5 separate regions of the Homo sapiens genome follow, and regions 2, 3, 4 and 5 are each linked to region 1. Evidence: chromatin contacts called from ENCODE Hi-C or POLR2A ChIA-PET data. All regions are on one chromosome and are shown on one strand. Each heading gives the region's core, a stretch centred on a gene start or an enhancer-like site at or near the end of the contact. The rest is flanking DNA. Distances are from core to core; before and after follow the strand shown. Region 1 holds the start of LINC00702 (long intergenic non-protein coding RNA 702). Region 2 has its middle 110 kb from the start of LINC00703. Region 3 holds the start of LINC00703 (long intergenic non-protein coding RNA 703). Region 4 overlaps LOC107984195 (a long non-coding RNA gene). Region 5 overlaps LOC107984195 (a long non-coding RNA gene).

Evidence for each region. Hi-C counts contacts between places; a loop is a spot of excess contacts on that map. ChIA-PET counts read pairs that join two places held with the same protein, here RNA polymerase II (POLR2A). Pooled maps may share reads with other maps.
Region 2: a map of ascending aorta shows a loop between it and region 1 (16-fold over the local background). The contact joins the enhancer-like site here to the promoter of LINC00702 in region 1. A Hi-C loop is called at or near these places in 5 of 168 maps with a recorded cell type or tissue (ascending aorta, cardiac septum, chondrocyte and 2 more) and 10 of 50 pooled maps. POLR2A ChIA-PET finds 5 or more read pairs at or near these places in 1 of 52 experiments (IMR-90).
Region 3: a loop to region 1 is called in a map of chondrocyte, with 7 times the contacts of the local background. The contact joins the promoter of LINC00703 here to the promoter of LINC00702 in region 1. A Hi-C loop is called at or near these places in 3 of 168 maps with a recorded cell type or tissue (chondrocyte, endothelial cell of umbilical vein and heart right ventricle) and 3 of 50 pooled maps.
Region 4: a loop to region 1 is called in a map of natural killer cell, with 4 times the contacts of the local background. The contact joins the enhancer-like site here to the promoter of LINC00702 in region 1. A Hi-C loop is called at or near these places in 2 of 168 maps with a recorded cell type or tissue (endothelial cell of umbilical vein and natural killer cell), 2 of 37 single-sample maps with no recorded cell type and 7 of 50 pooled maps.
Region 5: a map of tibial artery shows a loop between it and region 1 (3-fold over the local background). The contact joins the enhancer-like site here to the promoter of LINC00702 in region 1. A Hi-C loop is called at or near these places in 3 of 168 maps with a recorded cell type or tissue (ascending aorta, endothelial cell of umbilical vein and tibial artery) and 9 of 50 pooled maps. POLR2A ChIA-PET finds 5 or more read pairs at or near these places in 2 of 52 experiments (AG04449 and PC-9).

What each region holds. Positions count from the first base shown.
Region 1 is chr10:4,242,499-4,245,198 of GRCh38, reverse strand. It overlaps LINC00702 (long intergenic non-protein coding RNA 702), which reads left to right and starts at 1,287. Exons shown (of 3, transcript NR_108040.1): 1 at 1,287-1,376; 2 at 1,512-1,695.
Region 2 is chr10:4,497,798-4,500,497 of GRCh38, reverse strand. No RefSeq gene overlaps it. Among named protein-coding and RNA genes, the nearest start is that of LINC00703, 110 kb to the right of the region's middle. Within about 2 kb of position 1,362, at least 3 of the 41 ENCODE cell types and tissues checked have a DNase peak (open chromatin) inside an H3K27ac peak, as active enhancers do; they include ascending aorta, where a contact is called at or near this core.
Region 3 is chr10:4,382,944-4,385,643 of GRCh38, reverse strand. It overlaps LINC00703 (long intergenic non-protein coding RNA 703), which reads right to left and starts at 1,398. Exons shown (of 2, transcript NR_108055.1): 1 at 1,167-1,398. LOC105376372 (a long non-coding RNA gene) reads left to right here. Exons shown (of 6, transcript XR_001747337.1): 4 at 1-61; 5 at 134-268; 6 at 1,201-1,430. RefSeq lists a silencer at 1,033-1,327.
Region 4 is chr10:4,033,976-4,036,794 of GRCh38, reverse strand. All of the region lies in intron 2 of LOC107984195 (a long non-coding RNA gene), which reads right to left. Among named protein-coding and RNA genes, the nearest start is that of MIR6078, 44 kb to the right of the region's middle. Within about 2 kb of position 1,379, at least 12 of the 41 ENCODE cell types and tissues checked have a DNase peak (open chromatin) inside an H3K27ac peak, as active enhancers do; they include natural killer cell, where a contact is called at or near this core.
Region 5 is chr10:4,058,700-4,061,399 of GRCh38, reverse strand. All of the region lies in intron 4 of LOC107984195 (a long non-coding RNA gene), which reads right to left. Among named protein-coding and RNA genes, the nearest start is that of MIR6078, 69 kb to the right of the region's middle. Within about 2 kb of position 1,444, at least 6 of the 41 ENCODE cell types and tissues checked have a DNase peak (open chromatin) inside an H3K27ac peak, as active enhancers do.

The DNA of each region.
Region 1 (2,700 bases), core at 38-2,537:
ACCTCATAGAGTCTCTTTTATTAAATTTAGGACATTTACTGGGAAGGAGTGGGATTCTGAGGTTTGGGAAGGGAATATATGAGCAAATTCTAGTTAATCTGGAAACCTAGAGCCCTTAATTCTGACAGCTTTCCTTGCCTTCTTGGCCAGTAGAAGCAGTCTGCAGCCGTGCCTGAGGAAGTTAGTCTCCCTTTTCTTGAAGAATCTCTAATGCCCACCACCGCCCATTAGTACTGCATTGAGAGCCCTACTAATCTTCATTAAGTTCTACTCCCACTCCTTTTTCTTCCTTTTAGACCTAGAGTTGACTCAAGTCTCAAACCTGTGATGGGATATGATACACATCCAAAGAGTTGCATGATCTGCCAATTAATATCAACAAACCCTGGGAAATAAGAATGACAATGTATCTTAAGAGTGTGGGATTAAGATGGAAATAATATACAATTGTATCATGGTATATGTTTTGAAGCGGATTTATTGATTCAGTGTCTTAGCTTGAGGGTCTAATAATGGCACTAATAATTTTCTCAATCGGTTGGCTGAATCATGGAACCAGAGGTGACCTATACGACTTGAGGTTAAAATGTCAGAACGTTCTTGGTATAACATCGAGAAACATACCCAAAGGCTCAGGGAAGTTAGAATGCAAGAGTGAGTTCCTGTAGCAGACCTGCTCACCCACCTGGATGTGCCTTTCCCTCAGCTGAGCCGCAGTGCAGACTTCATACTCAATTGTAAGCCATGGCATTACCAGTCAACGTGAGCCATCATGAACCCGTCATTATCTGATGTACTTTTCCAAGGATTTTATTACATGTTATTGCAACTCAGGGAGATAGGCAAGATTTATTCTATTGCTACTTTTCTGAGTTGAGAAAATTGAAGTTCACTTAACATTATGCATTTTGAATATTGATAAAAATAGTACATGTATCTGTGTAGCTATCAATTTGAATAGGTGAACAATCACGATAATAATGGATCGATAGTAAATTTATTCAGTTATGAACAGTGCATTCAACCACATCTAAGGATAAATATTAAGCAAAAACAATTCAAGTCACAAACTTAAAATACTCTAAGTAAGGTCATGCCAAACTACTTTAAGAATATATCTGTGGTAAAAATACATTCTAGGCTACATTACATAGAGTGAGATTTGTGGGAAATAACTTGCCCTTTTCTTCTATTAAAGGGCAGAGTTTTTTGGAAAAAAAAAAAGATAGTTCAATTTCCTCTCTCCAAGCTGTCTTTTTAAAATAACATAACATAACACATAGTTTGACACAACTCCACATGACTCAGAAGCCCTTCTTAAAATAAGACCAGACCACATTCATGGAGGCTGAGTCACCTCTAACCTTCCAAACTTGGTGAGGATTACTAACCAGAACATATTTTTATTCCTAAGATAGTATGAGAAAGTTCTGATCTTGACAGTTCACGTAACATTCAATCAATTATACCATTGCTCTATCTCTAAAGTTTTCTTTTTCTCCTTTTCTCAGTGTCTTACCAAGAATGAAAGGCAACCTATGTAAAAACTATGGGCTTTCTAGTATAAATAAAAACTACTCATCTCCAGAAAATAAACAATGACTGCTAAGATGATTGAAAAAAGAAAGGAGAAGAAAGTAGCTTGTAAAAGCGTGTGAAATGCATTCACGTTGGAATCTCCTACAGGCACTTCAGGTAAGAATTCTACCTTATCCTCTGTGTTTTACTCCAGAAAAGCATTTCCTTTTCCAGATCCAGGAAAAAAAAAAACTTTTTAAACAAAATTCAGCATTTTTTAATTAAAAATTGACACTAATGCGTATATCCTAGACTGCACTGCATTGCATATTATGCTGTTGTGTGTGATAAGTTTACGTTTTCACGATTCTGTCTGAAAGCTTAAAGATGTATGTTTTACAAAAATAGCTCTAGTACAATAGGACAATAAAACGTGAACTCTTGAAGATCTGAATTGGAATTATTTTCTGACAGACTATATTTTCAATTTCTTTATTTGATAAATGAAGATGGATAACATTGACCTCATGTGTAACTACAACGAATTCAAGGGTGTGGACATGTTTTTCAGGTCTTCAGACTGTAAACATTTTAAGTGTGATTGCTGTGAATGAAGGAAACCCAGAGCCATCATGACAAGCCTAAACTCAAAGGGGACTGATTTCTTCTACACTGAATGTTTCATTAGTGACAGGGCCCAGATAATAAAGAATTGTGCTCACTTCCTGTGAGTGATGGCTTTCCCTCAATTGTATGCTGAGTAACATTTACAGTATTCATTTTTAAGCACCCATCTTCCTGGGAGCCCTATTTCCCCTAAGCTTTCAATTGATCCTCCTAAGAGCAGAGATCACTTAGGCACTGAGCTATGCAGCTGCTGCCTGAGTCTCCTGGACGCCTGCCCTCACCTCCAGCCACATGAAAAACATTCAAGCTTTAACTTCAGAAATGTTCTCTAACCCACTCCCAGACACCCAACTGATTAAATCATAGATTAGAGGAAAAAATTCTTGCCTGAAATTGTCATCTTGCACGTATGCTGATGTCCAGAAGGACACATCCTGGTGGGAAGTGACTGCATGTTTTGTTCATATTACAAGTCCTGTTGACAAAAGAGAATAATACAGGTGTCCTCCTGAAACTGTCACCACAGTGACCTTCCTCAGTCAAAAAGAAATATAA
Region 2 (2,700 bases), core at 113-2,612, 260 kb before region 1:
TAAAAACTGTAACATTTTAAAGAATTGACTAAAGAAAGAAGTCAAAAGCCTCCCTAGGGAAAAACCCTTTATGTATTAAAGGAACTTACAGATTTGAATAGATGGAGAGACATTCAATGATTCATTAGTATTTTTAGTTTCTAAGTATTATTAAATGATGATTAGCCACATATTAGAAGGTCAATTCCATGTAGGCCTATCAAACTGTTAAGTGTTTTCTTTTTTAGGAAAAAATATAGTGTACATGAATATTTATTCTTTTTACTTATCTCTAGATTTTTTTTGTCTTTTCCTGTTTCAGTGTAGTGATCCAGGGTCACCACCATTGCCAACTCTCTTTCTAACAAATTAACAGCATCTAAAACACAACTGCCTGTGTGTCTGAGTTAGTACAGTGTGAAAAAAGTTTCTGTCAATATTAGTTTGTAAATCAGAGTTCTAATGGGATGTCCATCCACTTTACAATCAAGTTAACAAGAGAGTCAGAGAGATGAGGAAGAGGAAAACATGTTATGGTGACATCCTAGGGTGATGCCAGTGGTTATTTAGCTTGTAACTAAATATCACCTGTCCCACTATTTCACCCAGCTTCTCCTCATCAGAGGGTGCAGGAGTGGGCACCAGAGGCATACGTGTGTAGTTGACCATTCCACGTTGCCACTTCTCCCTGCTGGTGTCCTCCTGCTGCTGTCAACGGTGGAGGGAGAGCTAGCCTAATGAATTATGACGGGAACATCACTGTGGTTTAGAATTCCATATAGGAAACAATGTCATGATTTTGGGGGATAGAATTAAAAATTAATATTTTAAACATATTAAACCCATATATTTGATATTTAATATTTTTATTATTAATTTTAAAATACATAAAGCTTCTGACAAATTATTTTTATTTATTTTGATATTCATGGAGAGAAAAATATGTGGTAAAGTACTACTCTACACTGAAATACTTTATTTAAAGTTATTGAATGCTTTTAAGCAAGGTAGTTTAGAGAATTTTGAACTATCTATACAGTGGTTTTTTAAGATTCCTAGAGAAAAATTATGCTAAATAACAGGCTTTTTGAGCACTGATAATGATACTAAGTTACTTATTCAAACGTGTCTTTCTGCCAAGACCAAGTTCCTTGAGAGCAGATTCTTAAATGCAGCATCTTGGTTACCTTTGCTTACTTATTTTTTAATTTCCTTATGTTTATCTTTGTTTACTTACACCTAATCGGTGCTCAATAGACTTTGCTGAAACAAAATGACGCCTTGTGGTTGACCAGTGTCTCATTACCAGGCAGCTTGCCCTGGAGAAAAATAGAGCAGTTGGTTTAAATCAAGACGCTCTGAGAATTAGCTAAGTGATTTACCTCTGCCAAGTAGGAACTATAAATACTGTCAGACTAAAAGCACCCGTTGCCTACCTACTGTGTACTGAGCATCATTCAATTGGCACACCTACTCAATAATTGTGAACAGATGGAATTAGCGCATAGAAAAGAGCATGTGTTTTTCCCTCTCCATCCACACATACCAACCTAGAAAAATAGAATTCTCCATCATGGTATTTTTTTTTCTAACAAGGACATCGTCAAATGTATTAGTCAAACTTGGAGTCCCTCCAAAACTAAAGCTTACTTCTAAATTTAGAACTAATGAGCTCTCTGTGTGTACCAAAGTAGAAAGCACATATTTTCTCTGTTAGCATTGAGGCCTTTTATTCAACATAACTCTACTGCGAAAGAGAATATAAATGTTTCTTCTTTAGTGTTACTGGCTTGCAAAACTCAGTCACTGGGAAAAACATGAACACTAGGGAAGAATGATAGGTTTGTAGAGAACATTCATTTCAGAGAATGGTAGAATCCTCCATTTAACAGGTCTTTAAAGATCCTCCAGCCCAGCGCTTCTTAACAGCTAGAATTCCTTTTAAAATGACACCTTGGGTGATCTCCAGTGCTCTACCTACCTCCAGCGTCAAGGCAGCTCCATCCACATCTGAGTTGCTTCAGTGGAGGGTCCCCCTGGCACAAAACCAAACTCATTTTTGCTATTGCCTCCCTCAGTGACTTCTGAGTTTACTTTTTGGGACACACAGATTGAGGACTCTTTCCTATGACACTTTCCTCGTGCTTGATGACAAACAACTACCGCATGTTCCCCTCTCCAGGTTTCTCTTCTCCATGCCAAAAACTTGCATGTCTTAACCCTTCCTCAGTGCCTCAATTTCCAATTGCTTCATCCTTCTGGCCACATTCTTGCCATGTTCTCCATAATACAACTTATTAAAGATGGATATCATGACATTTAAAAGAAGTTAACTGTGGCAGAAATATAAAAAATGAATTCCTAGGGAAGGTACTCAGGTCCCAGCTACTTGTCACAGCAGAAATGAGTGATTTTTAAAATTACACTTGAGAGTAAGTCCAGGACGATTTTACTTACAGAATAAAAGGAAGTAATAATATTTGAGAACAGGGAGATGAAAGACCCAGGAACACCTTTGAGACCTACTTTGGGAGGTTAGTGGAAAATTATACTCTTAATTTTAAACCAGAATATAAAGAATAGGGTCAATTTACCTGTAGGAAGACAGACATACTTCATTGAATGTGTTCTGTTAAATTCTTATAAAATTCCCAGGTAGATGAGTCTATAGAATAGTTAACCTATCTATACCTTGGTTATATAGGAAAGCATCTCGTAGCC
Region 3 (2,700 bases), core at 149-2,648, 140 kb before region 1:
GCCTGCCAGGGCTATACCCTGGGTATTTACAGAGTCGAGGACACTGAGACCAATATAACAGGTAGATTGACTGTGATAGAAAAGACGCCTCAAATACAATTTATTCAAGTCTAAGAAATGAAATCTCATTCAGTTTCAGGCCTCATCAACAGCAGGGAGAACCACAAATCACAAACTTCTTTTGCACTGGGAAAGGTGTTGCCATGGGAACAGGGCTGCTGGCCATTTGGCCATCTCACTCATCTCTAGAGGAAGGCAGGTGAGGAAGGTGAGAGTCACAGTCAGGTAGGAAGGCCTGCGATAAGATCCAAGGAAGATGGGGGATGTACTTCTACCATGTGTCATGTTGGTAGCAAATGCAGTAAGAATAAAATGTCACCATCTGATCCACATTACATCTGAATAGAACATCATCTAGCGGCGTTTCCTTGCCTCTATATGATTATAGGCTGTGTTGACATCAAAGAGATATAATAAAGCATATTGGCCTAACAGAACATATTATCATAGAATAAATAAAAGTCCTAAAAAATGAACAGGGGACAGATTGTAAGTGGCTGGGTTTATGCCCATGCTAAGATCACCAAAGCTTCTAACCTCTGGGAGATGGGAAATCATGAGTCTCATAGCCTGGCAGGCTATAGTCTAACAAGACTGGCTTCATGCATATATATTGATCTTTTGATGGTGGTCAAGCATCCCAAGCCATGGACCCTGTTGATATTAAAAATGTGATGACACCCAAAAAACAGTGTGAAATCAGTAGGAAAAAGATTTGAATAAAACGACCAACCCACAGATGTCCAGGGACAAGACCAAGACAATTCCTACCCTGACACAGTGACAAATAGGTGCTAAGTGGACATCATTCGTTTCCTATCTTGTTGGTCTTTCCTGTTGACAAATACCTGTTTAAAGCATGTTTTAATGTTTTCCTCAGTAGGCTCTGCGAAATAAAACCCAAATGGGAAACAGTTCTAGCATATGATCCTATGTAAATTAACAGCAGCAAAAAAGAGGGAAAGAAGAAAAGAAGGAAACCCTCCTTAACACCTCCTTTCACTCACGTTTCCTCATATTTTCCCTTAGTCCTTCAATAGAGCAGCAGTAGAAATACAATGATTTATGAATTCCACGGGGTGAATTCTTGAAGTAATAACACTTACCACCATGAAGTTCTCAGATTTCTTTTCCAAACAGGAACTCTGAGAGCAAAGAAAATTGCTGGACTCTCACGGCCAGGCATTTCATTGTATAGTCCTGGCAACGTGACCCTAATGAGAAGAAGTCCATACTTCAGTTTTGGTTTAGAATTCAGTGACAGTTTGATTGTGGGCTCAACCTCTTCTGCTTCCATTGGAATGTGAGTTACATGCTGAATTAATGAGCAAAAACATTAAGGCTTTGAGTCTGTTTTGCGCTTTCCTAGTTCCCTTCATTTTATTTTCACTGGTTTATTTTATTTTTGTATCTTGATCCAAAATTCATTTGCATATGATTTTTGTGCACACTAAGATCATCCTGAAGAACATGGACTTGTAAAACACTGGGAATCAATTACCCTCAGGAAATCCGTCGACTTGGTGAGGTGTGTCCTTTACAGTTAGTTACTATGAAATTCCCCTTTTCTAAAAATCCTGTCATTAAACCCCATGATGGCTTTCCGTTGCTCACTGCTGATCTTTTGCCTCTCAGTAAGCATGAAGAACACTTTCTCTTTCTTGCTGTGAGTTAATGCTATTTATATTTTAGAAATGCCAGATTCCTTCACAAGTCACTTGAGACTCGGTGGCAAGAATGAATTACCCTGAACTGTCTGTCTCTCTCCTGACAGGTCTGCCTGAAAGGCAGCTTGCCTGGAGCTGCATTCATTGTTATTTCACAATCTGAGAGCCAGCAAGAGACAGTTTTACAAATTTCTAACATAAGGCATAAAATGAAATTCAACAGAAACTAATCTTTCCTTTTTCTAAATTCCTGGCTTTGACCAAATTAGTAGGGAATGACATATTTTGAATCGCTTAGTGTACATACTATTGTATTTCTCTGCAATTTAATCTTATAATCATTGCTCCAGGGAGACATATATTAAAGTTTATTGGCAAATACATTTCCCTTGATTCCCTTTGTTCCAAAATAAAATGATGAATTAAGACTTAGCACATATATTAGCATTTAGTATTTGCTATAGTTTCCACTTTGCACATACAAATAGTGATCTGTACCCTGTGGCAACCAATTATAATACGTGTACTGATATTGTACAATTTTAAATTAGTAGAAAAACTGAGCTGATACTTTAAGCCAGCAAAAAAAAGTTTGTTTTCTAGATTAATGAAATAACAGGATAAAACCTGAAGTGAATATTAATGTGTGTTATCTATGATATTGTCTATCAATTAATATAAAATGCATGTTCTTTTATTTATTCTAGAAATAAATCTACTGTGTTATGATTATTTCTCTAATAATTATGTAACTAATGAACGATTAATCCATGACAATTGGTCCAGCATTTCTTCATGATTTTTTGTTCCCTGGGTAAACCAAAGGTAAACAAATACATGGCTGAGATGCCCAGAGTTCCTAAAGCTCCCTAGGGAATGTCAAAAATAAACAGATCTTCCCAAACATTAGCACTGATCTCCTTTTACATTGAAAGTTCATGTTTAAAGAGAGGGAATTCCCCACCCCAGTAAT
Region 4 (2,819 bases), core at 130-2,629, 210 kb after region 1:
TATTTCAGCATATGAAGAAAAATTTTGTATGTCCGTTAAAAATGACTGAGAGTTTGCATTTTGCAAAACAACAGGATACAACAGTGACAAACATTTGGAGATCAATGTTCTAAAGCATCCTGAAACATCCTTTCTCCCACAAAATTACCTGAAAATTCACATACTTTTTATTCATTTGAATAGCTTTGTCACTTTTCTCAAAATAGTGATCAATGAGAAATTCGCTTTATTATATGTTTCTATGATGGACTATGTATTATTTTGTTGAATTAAATAACAATTCATCACCATTTTAAATGATTTTCTTTCTTGAAGCTATTATTTCTGATGAAGTTCACTTTGTTTGGATTTAGAAAATCCACTCGGAGGGAATGTTTACCTTTCCTTTAATAATATGCTTTATACACGTTTTAACAGTAATCTTACAGCATTTTACAAATATGTATTTATTTATTCATTCATTCATTTATTTAATTATTTTAGAGACAGTGTCTCTATCATCCAGGCTGGAGTGCAGTGGCAAAATCTCAACTCACTGCAACTTCCTCCTCCCAGGTTCAAGCGATTCTCCTACCTCAGCCTCCAGAGTAGCTGGGATCACAGGCGTGCACCACCACACCCCACTAATTTTTGTATTTTTAGTAGAGATCAGGTGTCACCATGTTGGCCGGACTAGTCTTGAACTCCTGATCTCAAGTGATCCGCTTGCCTAGGCCTCCCAAAGTGCTGGGATTATAGGAGTGAGCCACCGCGCCTGGCCTAAAAATGGCATTCTTAGCATCTAGTAATCTTACAACATTTTAACAGACACACACACACATACACACACACTTAAGGACCTTTAGCTTTTAGCACATTAGAAATATATTAGGAGTTATTTTAAATATTAGCTTCATTAGACATACAAAATAAAAGAAATAAAATTACAGTAGATAATTGAAACTTGTAGTACATAGCGCGTAGATGTAACCATCTGGACTCAAACTGGGAGGAGCAAAATATAATCTTAACTGATACGTTCTGTTCTGAACAGATGTTTCCAACCCCACATGGAGGATGTGAATCTCTTAAAATAACACATTTCCAGGAGCAACATTAGAATTATCAGCAACACATTGCTGCTCACTAACCCTAAAGAAAGAGTAAATACAGACAGAATTTCATAAGTGCCTTCAAGATGGGAGAGGATTGTAATTTACTCTTCAGGATATTTTGCTATATGTGATAAGTGCCCAGTAAATATGTGTAAATGCAGCTGTACCCACAATTCTGTTCAGAAGTTTCCATATCCTGAAACTAAGGCAGGTCATGTGTGCATGTGGGTATGTGCTAACCATTCTAAATCAAAGGCGTGTCACCCCTGCCGAAGCCCTCGCTGTCAAGAACTCTCAGCATTCCTTCTCTCGGTTGAAATCCGGGACTAACGTTTCCTCTATTCAGAAACATTCAGTTCTTTCTTGCCCGTGCATGGCTAAGTGATCTTGTCCTTCAGATGAGATCCTGCATCCAGCTCCTTTGCCTGCATGTAACTTTTTCTTGCTTCCGGTGTGACGAATAAACCAGCAGTCATCTTGCTTTTAACCATCACCCAGAGTATTTAAAAGGGAAAAGTGGGAGGCGTCAAAAAAACAGGGGGACATGAAAGACATAGGACAAAAGTAATCATGGATAAAGACTTCCATCTGCTGCACGTGAAACAGTGTCTGTTTACTCTGGACTTTGATGGGTGCCTGTTCTCTACAGCAGGAATGAAGCAAAAAGTGAAACCATAATTCCTCCCCAGAGTGACAGCATTCTGGCCTGGGGAGCCGAAGTGTGCACATGAATCAGTCGCCGTTTCAGGCTAACATGACTGGAGAAGCAGACAGCACCTGGAGACCGGGTCTGGAAAGTGAACCCCACACTAAGTGTACTGAAGTGTGCAAGGGTCTTGGATGGAAAACTAGAATCCCTATTTTTAAAAAAAATCATGGGCATCTAAGGAAAAGAAAATACAGGCTCCAAGTTTTTGAATTAAAGGGGCTTTAGAGCCTGCTAAGCTGACTGACTTGATTCATCCAGAGGTCAGGTGATGTTAAGTGGCATGTCCACAGTGGAGACGCCAGACTCTGATAGGAACCCACTTCTTCGGATCCTTCTAACTTCCCTATGGGGTGAGGCGGGGAGTGAGGAGTTAAGATTGGGAAGCTCAGATGAAACTCTACAATCTAAAAGAGGATTCATTAAAGAATATGGGCCAAAGGGTTCAAAATCTATCACTTTCTCAAAACACAGTGATAATTTATTGCAGAAATAGGCTGAGAAAAATTAGGGTTCAAATGGAAAATCAGAGAGCATTTAGGAGAACATTAGAGGCCCAAACCAAAATGGGCTTTGTTTTGTTTAATTTGGTTATGTTTTGCAATGAGCAAAGTGCTCGGAAAAGGGCCCCATCCTTGAAGTAGGGGGAGAAAGGGCCTTGGGGAGGGTTGGAGGATAGAGGGACGAGAACAGGACGGGGGCGGCAAGGACAGGCAGGGACTCTGCCCCAGGGAGAAGCTTATTCGACGCAATTCCGCACAGTGGGCCCGGGTTGTGTGTCGACCAAGTCGCCCATCGCTCAAGAATCCTTAGTGCAGTGAGCGAGCATAGGGCCTTCAAACTGCTGTCCAGGGGACATTCCTAGTGTGAGGCCAGGCGGGTCCCAATACGAAGGAGAAGAGGGGCTCTGTGTTCCAGGAGCAGGTCTTTGGAGGAGAAAGTCCAGAGATCCTTGCGCAGTGAGAGCAGGTGCCCTTGTGCAGGGAGTCATAGGCTTGGGCTGGTCCAGAGATTTGGGG
Region 5 (2,700 bases), core at 195-2,694, 180 kb after region 1:
ACCAAAATGATTCTTGCCCATCAATCAGGATTCTGTTTAAATGTCATTTTCTTAAAGGTCTTAAAGGGTATCCTCAGATCACTGGAACCCAAGTAGGAATTTGGATAAATTATCTCATGTCCCAGTTCTTTTCCTTAACACATTTTTGCCATAATATATACCCTTGAATTTTTAATTGTTTAATGCCTGTCTCTCACTAGTCTACCAAATTACTGAGGATGGAGACCCTATCTGTTTCTTTATTGTTGTATACTTAACATATAACAAAGTGCTTAACACCTAGAAGCCAGGTAATTAATAAACAGTCAGATAAATACATGAGCAACTGAATAATAAAGATAACTCCATATAGTTATATGTGGAAATATATATATATTATATATACACTGTTGTGATTATCGTTATTACTTTTGTCATCACTGTTCTAATTTGGGGTTCAGTTTTTATTAATTATTTATAAAATTTAGTAATTTCTAGATTTACCATAATATAAATTAATTATTACTATCTAATACAAAATTACTGTTTACCAGCAAATTCTCACAAATAATTATTATAGTAACAAGAAACTATTACTATAACTAAATTATTACAAATTATTATTATAGTCTATGAATCCAACAGGAAACAGCAGCTCTTATTTTGAATAGGTAAGGTTTCTAAGCTGGAGGGATCAGGTCTTCCTTATCCAGCTTAATTTCTAGTCCTTCCATGACATTTTTCCAGATAATATGCCGGGACACCCTTAGCATTCCATCAAGTTTTGGGTAAGAATATTTTCCATCTCTGGCCAGCTTGATTTGCCGAGCTGTGCTAGATGTCAGCAGCTGCACTGGACATTAGCTGAGGGTAAATAATGAACATGCATCAGCTTCCAACTCTGTGCCAGCCTGTGCCACATCTTTGGCCCTGGGTAAGGTTAGCCTAAGTGATGCCAGCCAAACACCCTCTGCAGGCTCCTTCCCATCTTCTTGGTTCCCCTTCTTCCCCGATGCACGCCCCCCACCCCCCAAAAAAGTCTGTCACTCCTGCTGCTCAGCCTAAGGCAAGCTATACACAATTGTTGATGCACGAAAGAAGATATGCTGGACACACAAAATGAAACAAACAGAAACTCAAGGCCATCGACGCTAAAGCAACCCTTCTGGCTGGTGTTTGGAGACCAACACAAACTTTCTGGAGCATATGTCAGCATTTAAGATGGGAAAAAAATGGAAATCAAAAGAGTCCCTTTCCCCTGTTCCTGTCTCGCCACTCCCAAACCGTCGTTACTCTGGTCCCTTCAGGTGAAATTTAGGGTTGGTGGAAGGAGGGTGGTGCCCTGGGCCAGGTGGTCAAGAGTAGCATCACAGCTAGTTAAACTCAGGGCAACAGGAAGGAGACTAGACATTAACGACTGAGGTGTAGCTTCCTCTTGGCGGACGTTCCACATTACCACTGACTTTGTGCATCCCTGCTCATCTAAGCTGTGGTTAGATGTCATCTAACTTGTGGTTCTCAACTTTGGCTACCCGTCAGTCACCTGGGGAGCTTTGAAAACTCCTGGAAGAAAAGACCCCGGAGGCACCTCAGGCCAATTGGATCAGAATCCCTTGGGCTTCCAGATGGCTCCGATGCACCATTACAGCTAAAATGCTTGAAAAGGGTCACAAGGCGTTCAGGTGTTAAATCAGACACAGAACAGAAGAAGCAACTGCTCTGTTTAAAAATAAGAGCCACCTATAATGAATGCTATTTTTAAGAGGTTTTATACAAGCAAAATAAAGCATACAGCCAACGCCACTTTCTTTCTTTTTTTTTTTTTTTTTAAACACAGAGTCTTGCTCTGTGGCCCAGCCTGGAGTACAGTGGCACGATCTTGGCTCACTGCAACTTCTGCTTCCTGGGTTCAAGAAATTCACCTGCCTCAGTCTCCTGAGTAACTGGGATTACAGGCATGAGCCACCACACCTGGCTAATTTTTGTGTTTTTAGTAGAGACAGGGCTTCACCATGTTGCCCAGGCTGGTCTTGAACTCCTGACCTTGAGTGATCTGCCCACCTCGGCCTCCCAAGGTGCTGGGATTATAGGCGTTAGCCACCACACCCAGCTTCTTTTACTCTTACAATAAATTTTGCTTTGTTAGAGTGAAAATAACATCAACTGTGTTACTCTGTATGAAAATGTTCTTTTTCCCTGTTTGGTTTTACAGCATCTCCATTCCTACAGCTATAATTTTATATGATGCCTTGCTGGTATTTGCAGAGCAAAAATATTATATATTATATGTAGTTCCTTCTGCCAAAAGGTATAGAAAGTTTTGTAAAACTATGGAAGAGGAAAGAGCATTAGGTTTATTTTTAACTCATAAAAATTTTATTTGCTTTTTTTTTTCCCCTTTACACGGGTTGCTGTTACTTTAAGAGTCTACTGGCATTTAACTGGCAATAAAAAGGGCAAAACAAACTGTTCCTTCCTTTAGATTGTGCAATTTTATTGCGCTGTTTTAGAGGGACCAAATATGCCTTTAAAAGAAATGCATGTTTAACCACCTTCTTTGTGTAAAGCAGTAGGTCTGTGAGTTGACAAACCCCAAGGGTAAGGTAGTGGTTCTGTGTGTGCCTGATGTTTTTCAGGGATACTTAGAAACAATCTGAAGCTGAGTGGCATGGATGGCACTGGCTCCGCATGCAACCAAATCAAAGACGACTGAGTTTAGCT